Linked DNA regions of Homo sapiens: region 2 is linked to region 1. Evidence: read pairs that join two places in POLR2A ChIA-PET (ENCODE). Cell type or tissue: A673. All regions are shown on one strand. Each heading gives the region's core, and the rest is flanking DNA. Links, peaks and the distances in the headings are about the cores only.

Region 1 (2,916 bases), core at 106-2,605:
AGAAATTGGATGAACTTCTCAAAATCAGCAAATGGAATGTTATCATTCAAACAGTGGTGTTACTAAGGCAGGAATATTGGTTGTCAACATAGATCATTGCTATCCTCATGAAAACTTAATTGTCTTAAAAGCTTTATGATACCTTATCAAAAACATTTCGGTATATGATGTAATATTCATCAGCAGGTCCTTCCTCACTACAGCCCAGTCTTTCAGTTTCTGTAATTATGTATCTTTGCACACTTTCCAAAAATTCCTTGTCACTTCTACAAATGATAGGTGGGAGAACTGCATGTTTTCTTATTTGATGAACTGACATATTTGACAATCTGCACACTTGTTCACTGAAGAACAGCTAAATCTTGACCTGCTCTTGCAACAAAGCCAAAACTTTGATAAGCCTGAAAGAAAAAAAGAGCATCAATTAATATAATAATTTTTTAACTTAAGTCAAATATTGATCTAAAAATGTATTTTTTTTAGAAAAAAATTTCCTATCTGTCTCTGTGATAAATACTTCAACCTATGTATTAAAAGGTCTATGCTGCCAAGCGTGGTGGCTCATGCCTGTAATCCCAGCTCTTTGGGAGGCCGAGGCAGGTGGATCATCTGAGGTCCGGGAGTTCGAGACCAGCCTGACCAACATGGAGAAACCCCGTCTCTACTAAAAAAGACAAAATTAGCCAGGCGTGGTGGCGCATGCCTGTAATCCCAGCTACTCGGGAGGCTGAGGCAGGAGGATCGCTTGAACCCCGGAGGCGGAGTTGCGGTGAGCCGAGATCGCGCCATTGCACTCCAGCCTGGGCAACAAGAGCGAAACTGTCTCAAAAAAAAAAAAAAAAAAAAAAAAGTCTATGCTATTCCACTGCCATATGCTGCTGCTCTGGGACAGAAATACCAAACACCAGTCAATGAAGAGCTCTTCTCTTGCTAACTATGCACAACTCCTCTCACATGTATCATATAATCGATGGTTTCTTATGTATAATTCACACTTTCTAATAGAAGGTTTGGTATTTTATATTTATTTGTGTCATGTGGGAAAACTAATTTGTAAGCCTCTTGACACAAACAAGGTCAACTATTTTACGACCCCGGCGCTTATCTGGCCTAGCTTCACCCAGCACACAATAGCAATAAATAATGTATTTATTTTTATAATAAACTTTATTTTAATTCTCATCTTTAATATTAAAGTACCAAGCAAAAAGAGGTCCGGACTTCTGCTAAAATCCATCCCTCAATGATGTCAAAAGTAACAGTATTTTTCAGAGTATAGCTTTCAAGCAGCCGCATTATGCCGCTTTCAGTAAAGAATCATGGGCGGCGGCGGCCTGGCGGGGGCGAGCGCGCTGTGGGCCGGCCCCGCGCAGCCTCAGGGCACCTCCCGCTCGCCGGGACTGAGTTCCGCGCCGGCGTGGCCTGCTGTGCTCCGAGCGCCAAGGGTCGGCGCGACCGCTCTCGGCTTTGGGGACCGGATGGAGGAGCGGCGTGTCGGCCTCGGGGGACGGTTCCCCCGACCTCAGACGGCTCTGGGGCGAGGGAGGGCGCGCGGAGGCTCGCGGGGACCACTGGCGCCCCCGGACCCGCTCAGCGGTCCCTGCTCACAGGCACCGCCCCCAGGAGCCTCGGCAGGGGCCTAGGACGCCCCGGTGTTCAGAAGAGAAGCAGGGTCAGGTTCACGCACACCCGCGATCGGATCGTAACTTTTTTTTTTTTTTGAGACGGAGTCTCGCTCTGCCGCCCAGGCTGGAGTGCAGCGGCGAGATCTCAGCTCACTGCAAGCTCCGCCTCCCGAGTTCACGCGATTCTCCTGCCTCAGCCTCTTGAGTAGCTGGGACTACAGGCGCCCGCCACCACGCCCGGCTAATTTTTGTATTTTTAGTAGAGATGGGGGTTTCACCATGTTGGCCAGGCTGGTCTTGAACTCCTGACCTCGTGATCCATTCGCCTCGACCTCCCAAAGTGCTGGGATTACAGGCGTCAGCCACCGCGCCCAGCTGATCGTTAACCTTAAAGTCATTGGTAACCCATGCTTCCTGGAGTTGCATTTGGGGTCACCCAGCGGCGAAGCCCATACAACTTGATACGCCCTTACACACAAGGCTCAGTTCAAGCGAAGGGAGGTCACAGCCAGGAGCCAGGGGCCAGCTGATAATGTACTTGATTCCACAGTCAAAGGAGCTGGATGGCGTCCCATGCAGAGTGCCGTCCTCTGGGAGTGTTTGAGTGTGAACTCCACGCCTTGACAGCTCCCTCCTGCTACTTGGGGCAGAAGCTCCCCCGACACCCAGTGGATGGTCCTCCTGGAGGAAAGCTATGTCACAAAGGATCCCTTCACCTCCGACAATGTCAGATTCCTGGTCCTTAGCTGGCGCTGCAGTTTGTGCAGCAGGCTGTGTGGCCAGTGTACTCGGAGTGATCCTGGAGTCTGAGAAGTCCCTGAGCATCTGCCACAGGGCGACATGCACACAGGGGAGCTGTATCAACAGCCAAGGGGGATGAGATGGGCCAGGGCGGGAGGAACCCCCGCAGTGCGGCGTTGGGAGTGTCTGAGGCGCATGGAGGAGCTGGCGGTCCAGGAGAAGCTGAGAAAGGAAGACTGGAAAGGAGTGCAGTTTATTCTACTTCAAGAGATTCTGCCTCCCTTGTGTCCATGAGAACATCAGTGCTTTTCCTCAGGAAATTCAGCAAGACTTGGAGTAAAGCTCCGTCAAAGAGGCCCCCCAGCCAGCCCGGTTCTCGGACATTGAGTGCAGCCGGGGCTGGGTCAACTGGCAGCACCCTGCACGGAGCTCCTGGGCCAGCCTGCGCCAAGGATGCTGCTGAGCCAGGAGCCGCTGTGCCCAGCCTCTTTTCTGGACCACTGCGAGCAGCACTGCAGCCCAGGGGAGCTGGAGTCCAGCTTGTAGCAGC
Region 2 (2,916 bases), core at 309-2,808, 350 kb before region 1:
GTCAAAAACATTTCTTGGGCAAAATCTGTAACTGGGCTACAAGGACAAGAAGGAATGAATTTATATTATCTCAGTTGAGAACCTCTTTTAACTCAGTATTTATTACTGTCTAGGGGAAGGGGAACCATTTTTGTTTTGTGCTTGCCGTGAGGAAAGTGCTTCCATATGAATAGAAAACCAGATTAGAAATAGAAAAGGTCAACCACAGAAGTATTTTCTAGCCTAAATATCAACCATATAATTTTTTTAAAAGCTTCGTAGAATAATACTGATTTCCATAAGGGCACATCTAAGACTTGATTTCATTGTGTTCAGTAGAAAACCTACGCATTTTTTATGAGTCCTGAATAGAGAGACCAACTCATAATTGTCTGAATAAAACTTTGTCTAATTCACCCTTTACTACTGACATTAAATGCCTTCATATTATTTCTGGACTATGTCACAGACATCCATAATTAATGCATGCTGTGACTGCAAAGATGGGAAAGGACATTACCTAAGAGACTAAAAACATGGCTAAAAATAAAAAACTTCAACTAACTGGTCAGAGAGTAGATTTCCAAAGCTAAGACCACGGCTTACAGGGAAAGTGAGAACTGGGAAAGAGTAAAAAGGTAGCCAATTTTATTTCCAAACTGTGTAGTATATACACAGAAATAGCCCACACCCGCAGAACTCGGGGAAGTCACCATCCCAAAAAAGAGGTATGGCTGTTGAGGCACCTCTGGGTTTGCACTGCTGCTTCCATTGCTACCCACAATCAGAATACCTTTTTTTGGTTTAGAAAGGTGGTATAACAGTGAGGATAAGCTGACAGGGCCTTGCAGAAATTCTCCTAAAATAAAAGCTCACCTCTTACCCCGGCAAAATCAGCTTATCCTTAGGCCTTCTTCAGATGACATAAAACTTTATTATTTTAAATGTATTTGTGCTTGCATTCCAAGAAGAACATAACTACACAGATTTCAAAAGAAAACATGAAATATAGTCAATGAATGCAACAAGACATTGAATATTTGTACAGTGTTTTTGAAATGGACAATTTCTTTAAAAATCTGTTTATAATTAACACATAATTGCAAATGTTTACAGGGTAGAATGTGACATTTCAGTACATGTATATATTGTGTAAGGATCAAATCAGAGTAGCTATCACATCCATCACCTCAAACATTTATCATTTCTTTGTGGTGATAACATTCAAGATCTTCTTTTCTAGCTATTTTGAAATATACACTACATTATTAGCTATAGTCACCTTAATATGTAATATAACACCAGAACTTACTCTTCCTAACTGTAGCTTTGTACTCACTCTTGACTCATCATCCAAAAAAAAATTTTTTTTTTTTTTTGAGACAAGGTCTCACTGTGTCACCCAGGCTGGAGTGCAGTGGCATGATCATGGCTCACTGCAGCCTGGACCTCCTGAGCTCAATCGATCCTCCCAACTCAGCCTCCCAAGTATCTGGGACTACAGATGCACACTACCATGCTTAGCTAATTTTTTTGTATTTTTGTAGAGAGTGGGTTTCCTCATGTTGCCCAGGCTGATCACCAACTCCTGGGCTCAAGGGATTCACCTGCCTCAGCCTCCCAAAGTGTTGGGATTACAGATGTGGGCCACTGCACCTGGCCAAAATCTTTATAGCTATATAACGTAGTACATTCTATTTCAATTTATACCATCCACAGGCATATTCTGTCTTTATCTTCTTCCTCATCATCAGTGTCACCAGTATCATCAACATTCATTGAAAACTTGATTAGTGTGATACTTACAAAGGAAATGTGATAAGATTATTAAAAGTCTTAAAAAAAAGCTTATGATATTAAAAAAGGAGAGAGAAAACACCAATAAAAATAAAATCAAGTGCAGAGGCATGCCAACATAGAAACAACCAGACCATATCAAGAGATGTGGAAAAAGTAATGTTGGTAATGAATAGGAAGTCATTACCAATTCCTTCTCCTAAATGCTAAAGAGGGACCTTGCCCAATTTAAAGCCTGGTAACATTTAAGCATAAGGGGATATCATTAGTTGTTTTTGAAAGACGTAGTTTATAATAATCACCTGGTGATGATTTAGCCCTTAAGGAAAGTGTTAACGTCTTCATCTAATACTACAGCCTAGTAGCTTGAAAGGGTCAGGTAACTTTCAAATCCTTGCCTCATACTTCGTAGTGATGGAGGGTTGGAGAGGATTTGGTTTGTTAAACCAGACTTTTTCTTTCTCTGACTCTCCTTCATCCAGAAAAGGAGGAGACTACCATTTCCAGTTGGTTGGAGGAGGGTCTCTTGCATAAGCAAGGGCCCTCAAAGCATGGGCATTGGTTAGCAATTGAGATGGGGTTGCCAGATTAAGCCAACAAAATTTTAGGAAGCTCAATTAAATTTGAGTTTCAGGTAAATAATTTTTGTCATAAGTGTATTCCATGCAAAATAAGGATAAATATGTAATATACATATAAATATTGCATGGGACATACTTGTACTAAGAAATTAGTTACTGCTTACCTGAAATGCCAGTTTAACAAGGTTTTCTATATTTTATCTGGCAACCCTAATTTGGGGTATACTGCAGGTCTGCCTTTGAAAATACCGGTTGGGACCTCCGAGTGGACTGGCAGAACTGGAAGAGGCAATTTATCACAGACCTGTGTTGCTTTATTTACCCTCATGGCTGGCCCTTGGTAGTCAGAGAAGAGCCCTGATATACTGATGCAGGATGAGCTTGATCACTCGTCTCCTAGCAACCGCACAGCTAGTGGAAGGGAGACTGCTGACCCAGAGATGGTTCTGTGTTGAATCTAGCCTTGCAGGAAGGCAGCAAAGGAAAGGCTTTTTGACTATACCTCTTCTTTTGTCTTGAAGGGAAAAAGCAAATTAAGTGTTTTTATTTGAAATTTAAT

The links. Peaks named below come from ENCODE experiments on the same cell type or tissue, not always from the same donor. Only the 100,000 strongest peaks of a DNase experiment are listed, where the experiment ranks them.
Region 2: POLR2A ChIA-PET joins it to region 1 with 11 read pairs; 5 of 35 experiments call an interaction of 5 or more read pairs at or near these places.

The regions. Positions count from the first base shown.
Region 1 is chr2:55,222,093-55,225,008 of GRCh38, forward strand. It overlaps CLHC1 (clathrin heavy chain linker domain containing 1), which reads right to left. Exons shown (of 13, transcript NM_152385.4): 3 at 143-401. The coding sequence starts at 319. It also overlaps the pseudogene CDPF1P1. Among named protein-coding and RNA genes, the nearest start is that of CLHC1, 8.7 kb to the right of the region's middle. RefSeq lists a silencer at 1,307-1,686. In A673, for the core only: no CTCF peak of the experiment used is centred there; DNase peaks (open chromatin) are centred at 1,369 and 1,651; H3K4me3 peaks cover 880 bases; H3K27ac peaks cover 613 bases.
Region 2 is chr2:54,875,643-54,878,558 of GRCh38, forward strand. The region is part of intron 16 of EML6 (EMAP like 6); the gene reads left to right. Among named protein-coding and RNA genes, the nearest start is that of EML6-AS1, 130 kb to the left of the region's middle. In A673, for the core only: no CTCF peak of the experiment used is centred there; no DNase peak of the experiment used is centred there.